Regions from separate parts of the Homo sapiens genome. Here region 1 is linked to region 2. Evidence: read pairs that join two places in POLR2A ChIA-PET (ENCODE). Cell type or tissue: CD4-positive, alpha-beta T cell. All regions are shown on one strand. Links, peaks and the distances in the headings refer to the core of each region. The heading gives the core; the rest is flanking DNA.

Region 1 (10,401 bases), core at 2,680-5,179, 370 kb after region 2:
TAGCTTTGTGTCCTTGTGTGGCTGCTAGCTCTCATTGTATGACTCATGTAGCAAGCTGCACTTTGAAAAAATTTCCTGTGGTATTTTTTTGGTGGAAGCATAGTGCATGAGTGCCCCTCCCTCATGGCCTTCTGGCTCTATTATCTTAGGGTTAGACATAAGCAACTTCATTTTGGTATTGATAACTTTCACAGTGACAATCACAGCATTTGATATAATTGATCACTTTTCCCTCCTTCCATTACTTTTATTCGCATAGATTTCAGGGTACCCTATTGGCTTCTGTTTTGCATTCTGTCTCAGTCTCTTTTGCCATGTCTTCTCATTTCGTTAACCTCTAAGTGTTGGAGACCCCCAGGGCGCAGTCTTCGGACTTGTTTTCTCTTCTGTTAACTTTTCAATCTTAGCTGATCTCATCTAGTTTCTTCTCTTTTCTGTCTGCCATCACCTCTCTTTCTCATCTAGTCCTATGGCTGAGAATAGTACCCAAATGCTGATGACTCCCAAGCTATATTCATATCCTAGACCCCTCCTATAAACTCTAGGGTAACATATTCAATAGCCCACTGTTTATTTCCCTTTGGATAGCTAATAGATATTTCACACATGGCATTTATAAAACAGAATTCATAATTTTGTCTCCAAACCTTAGTCCTTCTTATCCTTTCCATCTCGGTTAATAGCAACTCCCTCCTACTAATGGTCAGGCCAAAGATCCTGGAATCACACCAATTTTCCTGTTTCTCTCATGCATTTCACCTAGTCTGTCAGAAAATCCTATTAGCTATACTTTTAAGATATATCCGGAAAATTTGAGCACTTTTCATCACCTCAGTGTATTTTCAGTGCCCAGAAAAGTGCCTGACACAGTTGTCATGCAATAACGATTTGTTGAAAGAATGGCGTGAATCAAGTTATATCCCTTCTATCTGTAACTTCCTTAACAAAGCTGAACACATAAGGTCTTTATGTGCTGTAATCTGGCCCACGCGTTCCTCTCTATTTTCATCTTTCGCCACTAACCAACCAGTATATTCTGCTTCAGTCATAGTGACTCACTTCAAGTTTCCTAAATCATCATGTAGTCTCATTCCTCTGCACCTTGCACAATGCCATTCCCTCAGCTGAGGTCTTTTTTGTACTTTAACAATCTTTCAAGAGTCATCTCAGCAAAGAAAAGTTTTACTCTAGCCTAAATACCTCCCTCTGTGCTTGCCTACCTCATGTACACTTTTTCACAGCACAAATCACACTCTACTGGGGTGTGCCTGTCTCCCTGTCATAATGCTAAGTTCGCTGCCTTTCACCTCTTGGTTTGGTATTTTTAACGTGTAGCACAGAGCCTGGCTTTTGGAATGCAGTGAATGTGAACAAATGAGTGAGTCAAAGGACTCCTCTGTATACAAAGTTTGTTTACATACAAAATCATAAAACAAGAGATAATATAAGGATATATTCTTTCACAATAAATACGAATGAATTATTCTTCAGCAGCAACACTTCATACTGATCTTTAAAGGAAAGATGACCGAATATTTGCTTTGAGAGTAGTTTATTTTGTTCCTCAAAACTAATCCAAAGAAAAAGACAGGATAACCCATCCTCTTCCTCTTCCTGGAACAATCATTCTCTCTTTGGACTAAGTAAAAATATTGTAAAAGAGTAAACTCTAATTTCATTTTTTAAAATTCATCAAATTTCTGTGTGCCATATGCTGAACTAGATGCATCACCTTCCCCTTCTACTACCACCACCTCTCTCTCTTCCTTTGTCTCCGTCTCTCAAGATTGGGAGTAGCTAAGTGTCAGGTCTAATCAAAATTGTGCTGTAACCATACAAAGGATATAAAATGCTTTATTATCATAAGTTTGCAACTATATTTTAAAAAGCATGCGTGGGCAGAGACTGAAAAAGTAATATGAGAGGCAGTTCACCAATGTTTACTGAGCAGTACTGTGACCCATGCATTGTTCTGGATGAGAAGATTACAAAGAAGGAACAGTCCCTCTCCTGGAAGAGTTCAAAGTCTCTTGGTATTTATGTAAATCGCTATAATCTCATTTGATAAGTAACAGTGGTGCCACTTGCTCTGTTCCCAGCTTAGAGGACACCAATATGCCCCAGGAGTCAAAACTACTCAGGTGTCTGTGGTCCACTAGGATTTATGGGCCTGTAGGGAATTACTGTGGAGAAGGGCAACTAAATCATTAATAGGAATCAAGATTGTTATTGGGGTGTAGTAGGGGTCCTCACATGACTACCAAAAGCTCAGTGCTGGTGTCTCTGAGGCACAGCAACTGCAAAGGCCCTACTCAAAGAGCCAGTGTATGGGGGCAAGTTGTCCCCTTGCCCTTCAGTGCTGGAATGGCTCATAGAGCCTGCCCCTTTCCCAAGCATGGCATTGATGTCTGCTCACAGCCTCCCTTATCTGTGTCTGCACGAAGCACCTTCTTCCAGCACCAGTCCCAGGAAGGGCTGGGCCCTCAGTTAATTCACAGACTAAGAGATGTAAAGTATCCAGTACCTCTCATAGGACCCAAAACATCAAAGACTTCTTCTCTCCCCTCAAAAATGGCCAAGACCTGAGAAGTACAAAATCCTTTTGCCCTCTGGGAGAAGGCAAGCCGACACACTACAATCCATTCTTTCTGTTTGTATCAGCCTCCATCTCAGAAATGTAAAAGACTCTACTTCCAAATATAGGCTTGCAAACATGCTGAAAGACAAAATGCATGCTAGGTCAGAGATGCCTGCTTTAAAGTCTCTTTTTTTTTTTTTCCTAAGAGAGGTGTGTGTGGGTGTATGTCTTTGAGCCTCTTGGCTGGATCAGGGTTTAAATGCTCAGGCGTGGCGGCTCATGCCTATAATCCCAGCACTTTGAGAGGCTGAGGCGGGCAGATCACTTGAGGTCAGGAGTTCAAGACCAGCCTGGCCAACCTGGTGAAACCCCCAACTCAACTAAAAATACAAAAATTATCTGGGTGTGGTGGTGCCCCTCTGTAATCCCAGCTACTCAGGACGCTTGAGAATGGGTGGCAGAGGGTTGCAGCGAGCCGAGATTGTGCCACTGCACTCCAGCCTTCTGGGGGACACAGTGAGAATCTGTCTCAAAAAAAAAAAAGAGTTTAAATGATGCCTCCAGAATTCTTTCTCTTTAATCCCTACATGTCATTGTTCTGCTTCCTCAGGGAGAACATCAGTCTTCCAGCCCATTTCAGAACAGCAAAGCCCCCCTGCCGCCCTACCCTACCCTTGCCCTGAGGCTTCAGGTTAACAAGGTCCTTAGCACCCAGTCAGCACGAGAAAGATCCTTTCTTTCCAAGACTCTCTGGAAAGGACTCCAGTGGGCTCTGCTTGGTCATATGCCTGTCCCTAGACCACAGGTGTGTTAAGGAAAATGGGGTGCGTAGATGGACCAGCTTGGGTCACACACAGTGCAGAGAATGTGAGGGAAACCCTCACCGGATGAGAGAGGGATCAATTCCTAAAAGGAAAAGATTTTTAGCAGACAACAAAACAAAACCAAAAAACCAAGTGTCGGCCACACTAGAGGTGACCAGTAAAGCTGACTTCCAAATTTCTGCTGCTAGGGAATGCTGATGTCGATCAAAGTGCGGAGAGCATATGAAAAATGGAGTTTTTAAAACGTTGAGTTTAAGGCGCCTGTAGGATATTTGAATGAGCTGGTCAGTAATTTCTTGGAAAAAATGACCCAGGGGCATTAAAAAAAGGTGTATGTTTAAAATGTACATTTTAAAATATAAAATGGATTCGTGTCAGGGTGCATCAAGGTATGCAACGGGAAACCCACCACAATTCTAAAGTGGGGAAGTTCTTCAGCAATTATAAATACTTTTTTTCTTTTTTAATTTTAGAAATTTACAGACACTTGCAAGCACCCCAAAAGCCGCACTTCCTCCAAATATCTCTGGACTCCCACTGCTTGACTTAGTTTTGGGGTCACCTCATCAGAGCCTACTTGGCCTACTGGCCCCAGACGAGGCGGCCGCGGACTACAATTCCCAGCGAGCACCGCGAGGGGCGGGGGAGGGGGCGGGGCGAGGGACGGCCGCGCGCGCCAGCTGCCAGGCGGGGATCGGGCGGCGCCGAGCTGAGGTGGTGAGGGACTAGCTCCCGGATGTGGAGAAGCTGGGGAGAAGGCGTGGGAGGAAGATGGACTCGGTGGAGAAGGGGGCCGCCACCTCCGTCTCCAACCCGCGGGGGCGACCGTCCCGGGGCCGGCCGCCGAAGCTGCAGCGCAACTCTCGCGGCGGCCAGGGCCGAGGTGTGGAGAAGCCCCCGCACCTGGCAGCCCTAATTCTGGCCCGGGGAGGCAGCAAAGGCATCCCCCTGAAGAACATTAAGCACCTGGCGGGGGTCCCGCTCATTGGCTGGGTCCTGCGTGCGGCCCTGGATTCAGGGGCCTTCCAGAGGTGCGCATGTGCGAGAGTGGGCGGCGCGGCCTGGGCGGGGGTCGGGAGAGGGAGTCGGGCTGCTGGAGGGGCTGGGGCCTCCGGGGCCACCGCTCTTGGAAGGGGGCCATCTCTCATGCCAGGGATGTGCAAGATCCGGGGTGCCTGGGGCCGGGCTGAGAGCCCAGGAGGAAGGGCTCCAGCTCCTTCCTTGTTCCGTAGCTGCCAATGGTCATAACCTGGGACAGTTCCTGTCTCCGCCCTTGAGAATCATCCGTAAAAGGGGAGATTACACCTCCCCAACCGTCCCCTCCTCCCGGGTTGACCTTACGGGGAAAAGTAAAGGAGGCCACCCCGGTGCAACATCTGTGATAATATGTGAACTTCTTTGGATGGGGGCCATCGAAGCTCCCCTGTTGCTCAGCCTCTGATAACTGCTTGGTGCTGCTCGATTAGGGAGGCATCAGGTTCATGAATGGAGTTGAGTGTCGGGGTGTCAGAGCTGAATTTCAAGCTCAGCTTGGAGATCTTTTCCTAACCTTTGAAAAATACTCCAGCTATCTTCCTGTGAGTCAGCACAATCTAGAAAACTCCCTACATTTATAAATACGTGAGACTCAGTGGGAAGGTGTACAACTGACTGTTTTATGATATATTAATACTTACAAATCATTTAATCATACCTTTGGAACCTCGCCTGCCCTATGGACAGTTTTAATTATGCGTAATTTAGATACATTGCCAAATTGGTCAGGAGTTACAAGCTGATGTTATTCATAAAAGAAGGGAGATCGAATTCTGTGCCAAGAATGAATTTACACATATAGCTTCAACCTAACTACATTTGAATGTGTTGTTATTGTGGAAATTAATTTATGTTAACCTTTTGATGTTTCGATTTTTAAAGAGATGACTGTTTTTGAAGTCATCTCTTTTTCTTTTTGAACCTATATTTGCTTACCCATATTAATATATGGGTAAATGATTTTCATTTAACCAGTCTTGTTCAAAAACGGGAGATGCCAAAAAAGTATAAATATACTAATTTTCTTAATGTTTCAACCCAAAAGAAGTCCTGGATGGACCAAGGCAAATAGGAGCCACCACTCAGAAGATAACACTAGTGCAATAGGAAGTGTGCGAAGGAGAGATAGGGAAGGACCTGGGGATTTTGTTCAATTCAGTAGCTATTTACTGAGCCCTAATTTCTGCTATACATGTCCAAGGGAATACCAAGATGATTGGGACACAGTTTTTGTCCTTGTGAAGCTCACAAACTTTGGGATATTTTTACATTCTTAGAAAGGGTACAAACTAAAAAGGACTGAGAGAAGTAGGTGCATCCAGACTGCAGTAATATAGTGAAATATCATTTTTGTGAAATGAACTAGAGATCAAAATCATATTCACAGTAAATGGAGAACAAAACTGTTAATACCATTTACAACTCTTAGGTTGTATATATCAGGAAACCCTGTTCAAACTGGCATAACAAAAGAGGGAAAGGCTTATTAAGGTACAGTCAGATTCAAGGACAAAAAAATGATTCATTCATTCAGCATACTTACTGCCTACCTACTATGTAACAGGCACTGTTGTATGTACCGAACCACGTGTAGTAGCAGTAGAGACAGCCCTTAGTCTCATAGAGCTTACGTTATAATAAGGAAAGACATGCAGTATACAAGAACATTAATGTGTGTTGTATCACGTTATGATAAATATTTTTAAGAAAAAGTAAAGCAGGATAAGAGGATGGTGCACTTTGTTGCCAGAATCCTCAATTTCTTAGCTCTGGATAGACCCTTTATGGTTTCAAGGTGGTTGTACTGAGAACTGCAGAACTCTCAGGGTACCTAATGACTTGCTCCAAACCTCTGCTCCAAGAGACTTGACCAAGCCCTAGCATGGCTTCTAGCAGCTTAAGGCCATGTCCCTAGGATGATCTCAGGTTCCCTTAAAATGGCTTCCTGAAGAGGCTCAAAGCTGCCAGAATTTCCTGATTGTTCCAGGAAAAACCTGGTGAGAGGCCCCTGAACCCTCTTTTAGAGCAATTAGTTTAGAAAGCTTGCAATTATAAAAACTTTCCCTGCCTTTTGAGATGTAAATCTACCACACAAAACTGTTTCCTCAAGGACCTGGGAGCCCCAGAACCCTGTCTCAGTGAAATGCGAACATTCTAGGAAATAACTCTTACTCTCCTTCCTAGTCCCTCTGGGAAGATAAAGGGCAAAGTTCAGTGGACACCTTGCTTCAACTTGCTCAGTTGCCTTGTCTCATAAGGATAGAAGATTGTTTCTCTTCCAGATAAGCGCTAGTTAACAAATCCATATGGCCTAGTCACACGGACTAAGCCCTGTTAGCACCCCTCAGTGCCTTTCCCTTAGCACAACTCAGCCTTTAAAGTCTCCAGCCTTTCGTTTTCTGGGGCTGTGAATGCAATTCACATTGGACTCTTTTCCCTGTTGCAGTAGTAACAGAATACAATCTGTCCTTAACACTTTAGTCACCGATTTTGTGTGTCTTTGATAGCAGTCCTCATATTCTTACAGGTTTAAATGTAAGTCAGAAGGAGTGCTCTCCTCGAAGCTCGAAGTTTCATTGTGCCTCATTGGGTACCCTGCTCATTCTTCAACCAGTCACTATGGCAAGAGGAACATAGTGCTTGTATTGCTACAGTATAGCTTCATCTTCCACTCTTGAAACCAGCGATGGAGCCCCCGCTGAAAAACATGACAGGTTCATCAAGAGGAAAATTGGAGTACAATTACCAAAAGTGAGGGGGAATAGATTCTGTTGGTCAGAACCCAACAACCAACCATTACAGCAGGCATTGGGGATTTTGCTATGAAATGATTGGAAAATATGTATATATATTGACCAATGATTTTCCCATTTCCACATTTTAGCATTTGTACAAAACTTCTTTTAAAAAAAGACTCTAGTATCAACCTTTTCTGTACCAAGTAGTTTTATTTAATACTTCTAGACTAGAGTGTAAACTCATTGACCACAGGGATAATGTTTTATACTTCTTCAAGCCACCTGTGGTATCTGTCACTATATCAATGGTGGCGATTAGAAGAAATAAAATTGGCTGGGCTCACACTTGTAATCCCAGCACTTTAGGAGGCCGAAGGCAGGCGGAGGCCAGGAGTTGAAGACCAGCCTGGCCAACATGGCGAAACCCCATCTCTACCAAAAATACAAAAATTAGCCAGTTGTGGTGGTGCATGCCTGTAATCCCAGCTACTCAGGAGGCTGAGGCAGGGGAATCACCTGAACCCGGGAGGTGGAGGTTGCAGTGAGCCGAGACTGGACCACTGCACTCTAGCCTGGGCAACAGAGCAAGACTCTGTCTCAAAAAAAAAAAAAAAATTTTTTTTCTAAACTAGCAAAATGAATGTATTTCTAACTTAACAGTATCATGTAACAATGTGAATTTACTCTGTTCAAGTTTTGTGGCTATGTGCTATTTGTCATCCTTTCCAGGCATCTGGAGAGATTAGGTCAAAAGGTAATAGAAGGGACCAGCACTTCTTCCTCCATGAAGCCTTTACTGATCCCCTCAGTGAAAAGTAATTGTGCCTTTGTTTTCCCATACATAGCTACGTCGTTTGTACCTTCATTTAGTGCATGCCCTATGCAGGGAGATAAGATCACAGACTCTGAAATCAAACTGTGGATTTGAATTCCAGCATCACCATGTGTTAACTGTGCAAACTTGGGTAAATCGCTTAACCTCTCTGTGCCTCAGTCTCTTCATCTACAAAATGTACTGAAGTGTGTGCCTCACAGGCTTGTGGAGGGAATTAAGTGAGATAATGTACGTGCAGCCCTTAGAATAGTGCCTGGCACATAGTATGTAATCTGTTATTGACATTTTCCTCTTGTTTAGAAGGTTTTTACTATCTTCCATGCTTGTAAAATGGGAAACTCTCCCATTGCTTGTAAAACGGGAAAGTTGTAATGATCTTTAAAATTATTTCTGGTGCTAACATTCTTTGACTTTGAAGAGTTAGTGGAAAGATGTCTTTATTCTCTTTTTCAGTTTCAGTGGCCAGCAGACTTTTTCTGTAAAGGGCCAGATAGTAAATATTTTAGGTTTTGTAAGCCAGATCGTCTTTGTTGCAATCACTCAGCTCTACTGTTGTGTATGTTGTGAAGGTGGCCATGACAATACATAAATGAAAGAGTGTGGCTGTATTCCAATAAAATGTTACAGAAACAGGCTGAGGAGTGGGCAGAATTTGGCCTGGGGAGACTCCTGCCATACTAGGTGAAAAGCTAAGCTTCTTATGAGCAAGTACCCTCTTATTCATCATGGTATGCTTTATATACTAGATCATTAAAATGTGTTGACTTATATTCAATTGACTTACTATGAAGCTGTAAGAGGACTTTGGAGCACCCTTCCTGCCTCCTACCCTCTCTTTTGTTTCTTCAAAAAATGTTTACCTTAGGAGAGAGCTGAAGAAAATTGCAGCTGTCTGATTTGTGTTTTTCAGGGCTCGAAGATACCTTTGAGATTATTTTGTTCAAAACCACGATTTGACTTAATTGAGGCAGATTTCTCTGGCCTGCTCAGAATCAAAGCTAACAGTACTTTTCAAGGTTGCTAACTTTGCATACTAACTAGGCTAGTTAGTAGTTAAGAAAAATGCTGAGATAATTTTTTTTCCTTTAGTACAAAGTTATTGCCAGAGTTGATTTTGTAAGAGCTTAATTTTCAACAGTGGTTCAGTGCTGTGTAAGTAAACCTCAGAACAAATTGATTTGTAAGTGTTGCCTAACATACTTGGGAAAAGTAAACATGTTTTAGTTTTATGCTTAGGGTATAGACTTTTGATTAATGAAAGGCCTATGCTGTTATTATCCCTAAAATGGCAGCTTCTGATTTAAAATAGTTATCACAGGCACCATGGTTGATATTCCTGTTGGTCCTGTTAGATGTGGTGTGACTTCATTTGAGGCTAAAGCCATTGGCATTAGACTTTGACATTCACTCTGCTTGACTGGCCTGTTTGTTCACTTGCTCATTTTCTCTTTTGCATAGCCCCATCTTATGTCCCTAAACCAAAGGAAAATTATCTACTCAGTCTCTTTCATAGGTTATGATCATAGTATTTTAAGTGTACATATGGGATACTGTTTTCATATTTTTTTCACAGTGTAATTGCTTAACATAACATACAAATTAGACATTTGGACCTTTGAAGGTCTGGAAGCAGAACTTCAGTCTACCTTCTGAAGATTGAGTGTGAGGATTAAATGAGACAGAGTAGATGTTACTTTATTACCATTCCTATTTTGGTATTTTGAATAGCTAACATTAAATGTTTATTCTGTAGTAAATGGTTTATATTTAATCCTCTAAACCATATGAGGTACCCACTATTATTACTTACCTCCATTTTACTGAAAATTGAGGCATAGGGAGATATGGATTTTTCCCATGGTCATATAGCTAGCATGTGGTGGAGCCAGAATTGAACCTCTTCCTTCAGAAACCATCCTTTTAATCCCTTACTGTTTCATTCATTCAACAGATCTATATTGAGCACCTGATATGTAGCAGGCACTGTGAAAGTACTTTGTAAAAAGTAAAGCACTGAAAAGAGCGTAGTTACTTAATTGATCCCTCGCTTCTCTTTTCCTAATGGTTTAAAGAGAATTACACCGCTATATTGGCCTCAGTCTCCATCAGTAGGCCAAGACTTTCTCAAGAAAATAAACTATGCTCTATATGTTATTACATCCCTAGTGTCCAGAATCGTGCCTGGGACAGAATAAGCACTTAGTAAATGGTTCATAAATTAAGGATGAATGAACGAAAGAAGGAAGGAAGGAAGAAAAGCAAACCTCCTCCAAAATTCTGTTTTTTTTCTTGCTTTTTAAACATTACTTAAAGACCACTGAACCCTCTGGTATTGAATTTTCATTGCAGTAAAAATCAGGATAATGAAGTAAATGGCTTCAGCAATTTATT
Region 2 (10,401 bases), core at 4,268-6,767:
ACCCCACACATTCCAGCTGCCTGAGCTTTTCTGAACTCTAGTCCCTGTCTTTTCAACTCAATGACACTGCAGTGTTCTGCTTGGACTTATACCTCCAATGTGGTCCAAAAAATCCCTTCAGGAAGAAAGTCAAGGCAATTATAGTGATCATCTTCTTTCCTAGTTTTCAAGGATCACATTCTTGTGCCTATTTTATAATGTCTAAAAACCTGTTTCTCCCGTCTTGTTCAGTTTTCTAGTTGTTTACATTGGCAAGCCCAGAATTGTTTCTATGGTGGCCCCAGAGCCTTTTTACATAATCAAGCCTTGTGAATAATTCTCAATTCCCTATATAAAATAGGTGCTTTAGATGGTGAAGATGCAGCCTGACTGCATGGTCTTGCATATTTAGAAGCATTTTCAGAAATTCTGAATTTTCCTTTAAACTGTACTACATTCAATATTTTGTAATTATAGTAGTGGAATTTTAAATACTATTGTATCACAGTTCAAACTAATATTTCTTAAATACCCTATAAAGATTCTGAATCAGTGGGTATGGGGTGGAGTTCAAGAGACTGTGTGTTTAATAAATATCCAAGTGATTCTGATACAGGTTTCCAAAGTACACATTTTGTGGAAAACTGTTCTAAGTTTCTAAAGAGTCTCAAACCTTATCTTTGGCTCTCTACCCTCACTGCCTTCACTCCACCCCATAAATAAGAATCATATTGTTTAATCCCAAATGCTTTGGTCAAGGTGATAGGCAACTATAGGAAGCAGCAAGGGTGATGATCACAAGTATATGTTCTCTGTTAGAGTGTCTGGAGTCAAATTCAGGCTTTCCCATGATTAGCTATGTCACAGTGAATAGATGGTGCCATCTTTCTTAACCTTCCTCATCTCTACACATAGCAATGGATTGTTGTAGAGCTCAGATTAGATAAAGTGGCAGGATATGCCCTATAACTGCAACCAAGAAAGGACTAATAGTTCCTAGTGTAAAATTCCCTGTATCATTTCTTTACCCCAAAACGGGGAAGGGTGACCTTTATTGCCTCTACATATATCTGTCTGGGCCATGGCCTGTGCACTTGTGCATGTAAAAGGGGCCCCTGGGAGCGGTGGGACACACTATACCTACTCATACTGTGTCCGGAATTGGTGGGTTCTTGGTCTGACTGACTTTAAGAATGAAGCCGCGAACCCTCACGGTGAGTGTTACAGTTCTTAAAGGTGGCGTGTCCAGAGTTTGTTCCTTCTGATGTTTGGATGTGTTCAGAGTTTCTTCCTTCTGGTGGGTTTGTGGTCTCGATGGCTCAGGAGTGAAGCTGCGGACCTTCGCAGTGAGTGTTACAGCTCATGAAGGCAATGTGGACCCAAAGACCGAGCAGCAGCAAGATTTATTGCAAAGAGCGAAAGAACAAAGCTTCCACAGTGTGGAAGGGGACCAGAGCGGATTGCCACTGCTGGCTTGGGCAGCCTGCTTTTATTCTCTTATCTGGCCCCACCCACATCCTGCTGATTGGTCCATTTTACAGAGAGCCCAGTGGTCTGTTTTGACATGGTGCTGATTGGTGCGTTTACAATCGGTGAGCTAGACCCAAAGTTCTCCAAGTCCCCACTAGATTAGCTAGATACAGAGTGTCCACACAAAGGTTCTCCAAGTCCCCACCAGAGTAGCTAGATAGAGAGTGTGGATTGGTGCATTCACAAACCCTGAGCTAGACACAGGGTGCTGATTGGTGTGTTTACAAACCTTGAGCTAGATACAGAGTGCCGATTGGTGTATTTACAATCCCCTAGCTAGACATAAAGGTTCTCCAAGTCCCCACCAGACTGAGGAGCCCAGCTGGCTTCACCCAGTGGATCCCGCACCTGGGCAGCAGGTGGAACTGCCTGCCAGTCCCGCCCCGTGTGCCCGCACGCCTCAGCCCTTGGGTGGTCGATGGGACTGGGCGCAGTGGAGCAGGGGGCGGTGCTCATCGGGGAGGCTCGGGCTGCACAGGAGCCCACAGAGCTGGGGGGTGGGGGTGGGGGTGGGGGTGGGGGTGGGGGAGGCGGCTCAGGCATGGCGGGCTGCAGGTCCTAAGCCCTGCCCCTGCCCCTGCCCCTTGGGGAGGCAGCTAAGGCCCGGGGAGAAACCGAGCGCAGCGCCAGTGGGCCGGCACTGCTGGGGGACCCAGCACACCCTCCGCAGCCGCTGGCCCGGGTGCTAAGTCCCTCACTGCCCGGGGCCGGCACGGCCGGCCAGCCGCTCGGAGTGCAGGCCAGCCCAATCCATGCCCACCCGGAACTCGCGTTGGCCCGCAAGCACTCTGCGCAGCCCCAGTTCTGCTCGCGCCTCTCGCTCCACACCTCCCTGCAAGGTGAGGGAGCCGGCTCCAGCCTTGGCCAGGCCAGAAAGGGGCTCCCACAGTGCAGTGGTGGGCTGAAGGGCTCCTCAAGCGAGGCCAGGGTGGGCGCGCCAAGGCCGAGGAGGCACCAAGAGCGAGTGAGGGCTGTGAGGGCTGCCAGTGCGCTGTCACCTCTCAATATCAGCAGGTATAGTCTGCTAATTTACTTGTACACTGCAAACTTCTAGAGGCTCATCTGTCATCTCTGTATCTTCAGTGTGTGAAAGAGTTCAAGACATATTATAGGAAATAATTTAATGGTTGTGATATTGTGAAGTGTGTATTTGGTCTTCTTCCCTGTTTCCTGGTATACAACCCCTAAAATCCATGGAATCTCCAAAGTGATGTGTCCTTTTGTTTGCTAATGAGTTGATTGGTGGCTGGTGGTCCTAGGTAGTTTCAGGACCAAGGCAGGATTAGAGGGCTGGAATTTTTCAGCCTTCTCCCCACACCCTGCCACCTCCAGGGAGGGGACAGGGGCTGAAGGTTTAGTTGATCACCAATGGTTTCATCAGTCATGACTCTGTAATGAAGGCTCCATAAAAACAAAAAAGGACTGGGTTCTGAGACTTTCCAGGTTCTTGGAGGGTGGCATGACTGTGGAGGACATAGAAGCTCCACTCTCCTTCCCACATGGCTTGTTTTATGTATCTCTTCATCCATATCCTTTGTAATATCCTTAATAACAAACTGGTAAATAAACCTGAGTTCTGTGAGCTGCTCTAACGAATTAATCAAACCTGAGGAGGGAGCGTGGGAATCCTGATTTATAGCCAGTTGCTCAGAAGCACGGGTAAAATAACCTGGGGCTTTTGGTTGGCATCGGAAGTGGGAGGGCAGTCTTGTGGGACTGAGCCCTCATTCTGTGGGATCTGATGCTATCTCTAGGCAAATAGTCTCAGAATTGAATAGAATTAAAGGACACTCAGCTGGTTTCTGCTGCAGAGTTGCTTGTTTGCTTGTGGCGTGGGGAAAATCTACACATACCTGGTGTCAGAATTGCTTCATTGCTGGTTAAGAGAAATCCTCACACATTTTGGAGACCAGACCAGAGGTCACAGAAGTGTTCCATGTGGATTGTGTTGTGGACAGTAGAGAGTAGGAAAAATGTTTCGGTTTTTCTATATCTTTACAATGGCTTCCTTTTTTGTTAAACAGACCAATGAATGAAGATGATATGAGAACATGGAAGCCTCAGACCCGTTGGCAATGCTCCTTCTCCCCCTCCTCCTTCTCTTCCTCCTATTCTTTGATATGTTTTGCATGTTTACCTTGATGCATTCCTGACCTCTCTTCCTAGACCCAAGTTTGAACAGGTTAGAAAATACATGTTTACAAGGCTTTCAAAATCTTCCTAAGTGTAAGTGGATGATTCACATCAGGGCAACCTGAGACTGATCTCTCCACTTTGAATGTTCCACCAGCCATGTGGAAGAAAGATCATCTTAGGGCATGCCTGCAGACTTACAATTTCACAGAAATTCGAACCTGTAAAAGGACAGTACCATTCCCTATTATATTCCCACATTCCTAGCACACAGTAATCGTCAATAGGTATTTGATGGATACTTTTTTTTTTCATCTCACTGAACTACTGATACTTTCTCTTTTCAGTATTCACAATACTGGCCTTTTTAGTGCATATCAGTGTAATTTAAAGAGTAGAGTGTAAAATTTTCTCTTCCTTTGATTTTGAAAATCTACTGCTATTAAATCTGCCGTTAGGGTGACCCTAACTTAGACTTCCTGGGTTTGGTTATTAGCTCTTCTTGCATCTGTCCTAAATATTGGTGGTTCCTAGGATTTAGTGTGATGCCAGCATCTCACCCACAGTCTATGGTGCTTGAGCTATTACACCATTCCAGTGGCATCAACAGTTTGTTACCCTTGATGGCTACCACCTGACCTTTTCTCCTGAGTCTCAGACCTCTATTTTAGCTATCTTCTGGATACATTTGCCTGGAATCCTTACAGGCACCTTAGACTCAGCCTGTCTCTGAAGAAGCACCTCTACATGCTATTTCTTCCTTATGGCAGCTGTCAAATATTGAGAAATATTTCTCTGAATGTATGTCTTAAAATGTAACAAAAGATGTCATTTATTTTTTAATATGCCTAGACTCTGTGTGAAAGGTTAATGAATACTACAAATGGTTGCTTCTGGGGAGGAAGAAAGGTTACTTTGTGTTGTTTATCTTTTGATATCTTTTAAATTTTATGCCACAGACAGGTACACTTCTTTATACAACGATAATAGTGTAATGAAAAGGAAAGGGAAATATTTATCATAAAAATTCACATACCAAAAACTGACCACTTGAGAACTCACCTATAAGGGAACTGGCCCATTTCCTTTCAAAGTATACTTTGCTGAAAGTGAGACAGAAGATAATTTATTCATGAGTACTTGCTCCTTTTAAACAAGCTTGTTCAAAGGCTGTGGTATTGTTTCAAGTTCTCTTGAACACAAAGTCAAGGGTTGTGAACTTTAAGCCACCTGAATTTAAATACTGAGTGCATGTATCACACGCATATGTGCACTGTTATTCATTCAAAAACATTTCTCAGTGCCAGGCACTGAGTTAAGATCTGAGGACACAGAATTAAATAACTCAGAGTTCCTGTACTCAAATCGCTCACAGTTTAGAGGCCCTATTGATACGGAAGGCCAGCAGGGAAGTGCTAGGTAGAGGAGGGCTATGGTCCCCGGCTAGGGTTCCGTTCCCGGCTAGGGTTCCATCCCCAGGCCTGCGCCCACAGACCTAGGTGAGGACAGGCATTTATGTTTTCCTGCCCAAATGTTGCATTTCCCAAGACCACCCTGGCCGGCCACGTCCCCATCCTGTGCCTATAAAACCCCCTGAGACCCTACCAGGCAGAGACACAAGCAGCTGGACGTCAAGAGGAGCACACTGGCGGAGGAACACACAAGCAGCTGGACGTCGAGAGCACATCGACAGGCACCAGCAGGCCATCGACAGGTGGAACAACGTGGGGTTTGGACGGGGTGGTCAGAGGAGAGCCCGGCTGCTGAGTGACCTGACTCCAACAGGAAAACCATCTTCCTACTCTGTCTCCCTTCTGGCTCCCCCATCTGCTGAGAGCTACTTCCACTCAATAAAACCTTGCATTCATTCTCCAAGCCCACGTGAGATCCAATTCTTCGGGTACACCAAGGCAAGAAACCCCAGGGTACAGAAAGCCTTCTGTCCTTGAGATAAGGCAGGGAGTCTAATTGAGCTAACGCAGGCTGCCTACAGATGGCTAAAATAAAAGAGCACCTGAAAAAGTGAGCCACACCCCCATCTCATGCCCTGCATGGGGGACAAGGGAACTTTTCCGGTTTCAACATGAAATGATGTGTTATTGTGCAGGCGATATCTGGGGCATCTGGCCTTGCTGTGAACAGAAAGGGTTTAGGCAGCCAGGTGAGGCTTTCTGAAAGACAGGGTCTGTGCTCTTAAGGTGGAGCTGAATTAGGAGAGAGAGGAGGTGAGCAGGAGCAAAAACACTGAGATCTGGAATGCCGAACTGTAAACTAGGGAGAGGAGCAATTTGGAGTTGTCAGAGCTTGTGTGAGGTAGCTAATGATGACTTTAGATGCGTCATCTTCCTAACTGAATTCAAGAACTCTGGCTGTGTGTGTGTGGTGGGTGTGTGTGTTATGTGTTTAAACCAGGGAATGTCTTATGTGCCTAATATTTTTATTTCCTGAAGAGTTTTAGTTTAACTTTTGCACTGCCTAAAGTCATGTCAATTGATGTAAGTCTTTCTAACCTTTGAGTAAACCCATAAAACCTCTGAATTTTATATAAAATTGTGCGTATATGCATGTGGACATTTTCCCAGGGTGAGAGTCCAGATAGCCTCATCAGTGGTTTCCCAAAAAGGATCTCTCTCTCTCTCTTTCTTTCTTTCTCTTTCCCTCTCTCTCTTTCTTGCTTTCTTTCTCTCTCTCACACACACACATGTGCGTGTGCACACAAACTCAAGACATGGACACTTCATTAGTTATAAACTTTTAAAATACAGATAACTCTGGAAGGATTAAAAAAACCTCTTATTTATTCCAGCCATTCCCAAACATTGAGCATTCCACTGCCAATGCATGAGAAACACTTTACCCATCTGAAGGGTAATACATTTACCAGCTGAATACATTTCTGGTGGCTTCATATTGGTTGATTATTCCAGGACGCATAGACTACACTATTTTTATACCTAGTAGCTATTGTACAAATTCATATAAACCCTTGGATTAAAGGTGTTTAGGATATAGAGCTATATCATTCCATGGAATCCTTCTGTCATTTTTACTGAGCCACAAAGTCCTCCCAGAAGCTGGGGAGTTTACTGTGTAAGCTTTCCTCATCTATGTGTGGGCTGTATAAACACAGCCTGTTAGCATGTATTTGAAAGTAAGTAGGTAATCTTGGGGGAAAACTATACTGCATAAATTGGGTTAGAAATGTATTTCCTTTCTTCCTAAACCACACTTAGTTTCTTTCAATGCTGTTTTTTTAAAGTCCTTTTAGTTTGTTTGAAAAATAAGTTACAGAACTATTTCTAACAGAAGATTGATTTTTTCTGCCTGTCACGATGTACCTACAAGGAAAGGGAAATGAGAATGTGTGTGAGACACAAACACATTATCTGAGCAATGATAAGCATAGTCATTTCCTAAATTAACTGACAGTTATGTTCTTCCTTTCCCCAGCTAGTTAATTATGTCAGAGCATTTCAAGTTTATTATGACTCTGGCAATGAAACTGACAGGAAGAAAATAATACAATGGATGAGTTTAATTCTGAGAGATACCATACAGAAAAGAAAACATAATGGACTTTGTCTTAATGAACTGACAACTTTCTCTTCTTTGGTAAAATCTTCCTTCTTGCTTACCTATACTTATGACACATGTTCAACTGAAAATTGCAAGATAAACATATACAACATGTACATTATGGGAAAATTGATTTTATACATTCCAAGAAAATACACAGTTGCAAAAGAAGAACACAGAAGCAGTCAAGGAATGATGCCTAGGGAATGTTTCGTAAAAAGTATTTTGAAGCAAGGTGTGTACATGGATTGAAAAAGAGTAAAGCAAGAAATTTTTTTAAATGGGAGAATGAGTGTAATGGATGGAAGTGGGAACAACAGTGATGATCACAGAAGGTATATGGTTTGCTAAACAGGACTGAGGGATGAGTGTTGCAGAGCAGAGAGAAATGCTGAATGTGGAATAGTTTGCAAGAGGTTTTAACTGTTAGGAAAATGTGGCAAACTGTTCTGTTTGTTTCTAGGCCAAGCATATAATGTAAGCCTTTTGAACGATTCCTGTGCATTGTCAACAGAGCCTGACCCTGTATTTCACATATTTTCTAGATATTTAAGAAACAATACAAAATAACAGCCATTTGAATACTGCTCTGAGGCTTAGGCCACAAAATTCCAGGGAAGGAACTGATATTTGGAACAACATCAAAGACCTTACACAATTTCCAAAGTAAGATTAACTAAATTTACTGTAATTTATTGAAACCACTGTTCCATATCTGCAAGTTAAAGTGAACCTCAAATTAAACAATTATAAGAAAAAGGTAATGTTTTAGCTCTTGAAACTTTCCAAGGACAATGAATAAAATAACTGGAAATTCAAGTTTGGGCCGAAGTTTAAAGACTTTTGTTTGGGCCGGGCGCGGTGGCTCACGCTTGTAATCCCAGCACTTTGGGAGGCGAGGCGGGCGGATCACGAGGTCAGGAGATCGAGACCATCCTGGCTAACACGGTGAAACCCCGTCTCTACTAAAAAAAATACAAAAAAATTAGCCGGGCGTGATGGTGGGCGCCTGTAGTCCTAGCTAGTCGGGAGGCTGAGGCAGGAGAATGGCGTGAACCCGGGAGGCGGAGCTTGCAGTGAGCTGAGATTGCGCCACTGCACTCCCGCCTGGGCCACAGAGCGAGACTCCGTCTCAAAAAAAAAAAAAAAAAGACTTTTGACACCCAATCTCTCTTTGCAGCAATAGCTGCCAAAGTTGTGACTACCAGTAATGTTCTTAAATACTGCCACCTGCTGGAAGTTCTCTAGAAATACTGTGCACAATGTTAAATGAGTGCTTCCAACATTTTCTATTTCAGTCCGAACGTATTCATCTCTATTCTTTCCGTGAAATCATTCACAGCTAGAGACAAAGGGAACTGGAAAATGTAGCAGCAGTGCTGAAAATTTGTATTTTTCTGTTAATTTATGATTTTTTATTGATTTTCATAAGCTTAAAATTGTTGTTTTGCTTATCTTCTCATTAGACGTCGAGTTACTAAGAAGATAAGTTTAAGACTGAGACATATAGTTCAACCAAGACTCCACTACTTGCTAACTTTGTAGTTTTAGGTAAATTGCTTAAACCTTCTAAGCCTCAGTTAACTCTTTTATAAACTGGAAAATTCTGAAGATTAGCGTTACTAAATGTAAAACACTAGTACCTAGTATGCATTTAATTACGGTTGTTTATGGAAACTATGATAATAAAGACAATAGTTTGGAGATTTGAAACGGCTCTTATTGGGGGAGGCATTTGGGATCTTAATCCAAGTCTTTTGTGTGGTGGTGGTGGTGGTATAGCTTCTGCAAGGCCAATGTGCAAGCTCTGATGCTCCCATTGTGGGAGCCTTGGTTAGGGATCACCAGGGAAAAAGTACTGAAGAGATAGCTATGAAGCAGTTATGATGTGCAAGAAGCATTTTGCTAGTACTCTTAGAGAACTTAGCATTGGCATCTTCCCTTGGAGCCACATACCCAGGAAACATTTGCTTAGGGCAAAATGAGGACTTTCCTTCACTCTATGCCCTGAGAGCACTCAACTTCCAACATGAGGGAAAATTGTGTTTTATGTTTCCTGTGTATGCAAGGAAATGATTAGGTGATATCTTTAAACACCAACTCCTATCCCTCCTCCCAATCTCAATGACAAAAAACAAACAAATCAGGCCAGGCATGGTCGGTGGTTCACACCTAAATCCCAGCACTTTGGGAGGCCAAGGTGGGCAAATCACTTGAAGTCAGGGGTTTAAGATCAACCTGGCCACCATGGTGAAACCCCTTCTCTACTAAAAATACAAAAATTAGCTGGGCATAGTGGCATACGTCTTTAGTCCCTGCTACTTGGGAGGCCTGAGGCAGGAGAATTGCTTGAACCTGGGAGGCAGAGGTTTCAGTGAGCCGAGATCATACCACTGCACTCCAGTCCGGACGACAGAGTGAAACCCCGTCTCAAAAAAAAAAAAAAAAAATTAGCCAGGTGTGGTGGCGGGTGCCTGTAATCCCAGCTACCTGGGAGGCTGAGACAGGAGAATCGCTTGAATTGGGGAGGCGGAGGTTGTAGTGAGTTGAGCCACTGTACTCCAGCCTGGGTGACAGAGTAAGTGAGACTTTATCTCAAAAAACAAAAATAATAAATAAATAAAAATGTTTATTCATGTTCCTTATATATGGCCTTTTGAGTTTCTACAAGGTGATATCTACTTTATCAACAAACTGAATGTCCTTTAAGCCCTTTGATTTCAGTTTTATAAGATAGTTGTCTTCAAGTTCTTGTTAGTTTTGCGCAATCTAGACCTCATACCACCTATGGTTAACTGACCAAAGGCACTATTTGTGAAGATCTGTCTGAAGCAGGTACAGGCACAAAAACAAGGCCAAAGCTGAGAGTAGAAAAAAATCACAATTCAACATTAAAGTGCTGGGGCATTTGAGGAACGAAAGTCTTTGTTGGCACATTGCTTTCACACTTACCTGGGATATTCTGCTCCCAGATATGTTCTGGGAACCTCAGGAGTATTTGACTAGCCTGACCCATGCTTGGTCATCAATTCTGGATGAAAAGTATCTACTCATAATCTGAGCATTTAATGGTTCTTGGATATTGTATCTTTTTTTGTTAAGTGGGGCTGTTTTTTCCTGTTTCTTTAATTTTGATACCAGTTTTCACAGACAAAAAGCTGCTCATTTTCTAGGAGCTAACTT

What was found. ChIA-PET counts read pairs that join two places held together with the same protein. Peaks named below come from ENCODE experiments on the same cell type or tissue, not always from the same donor. Only the 100,000 strongest peaks of a DNase experiment are listed, where the experiment ranks them.
Region 1: POLR2A ChIA-PET joins it to region 2 with 11 read pairs; 1 of 35 experiments calls an interaction of 5 or more read pairs at or near these places.

What each region holds. Positions count from the first base shown.
Region 1 is chr12:22,042,131-22,052,531 of GRCh38, forward strand. CMAS (cytidine monophosphate N-acetylneuraminic acid synthetase) reads left to right here and starts at 4,088. Exons shown (of 8, transcript NM_018686.6): 1 at 4,088-4,433. The coding sequence starts at 4,174. RefSeq lists enhancers at 3,905-4,199, 4,515-5,220, 6,181-6,786 and silencers at 3,972-4,341, 3,985-4,212. In CD4-positive, alpha-beta T cell, for the core only: no CTCF peak of the experiment used is centred there; DNase peaks (open chromatin) are centred at 4,091 and 4,481; H3K4me3 peaks cover 1,545 bases; H3K27ac peaks cover 638 bases.
Region 2 is chr12:21,672,105-21,682,505 of GRCh38, forward strand. The region is part of intron 1 of KCNJ8-AS1 (KCNJ8 antisense RNA 1); the gene reads left to right. Among named protein-coding and RNA genes, the nearest start is that of KCNJ8-AS1, 15 kb to the left of the region's middle. In CD4-positive, alpha-beta T cell, for the core only: no CTCF peak of the experiment used is centred there; DNase peaks (open chromatin) are centred at 4,857 and 5,717; H3K4me3 peaks cover 1,536 bases; H3K27ac peaks cover 2,410 bases.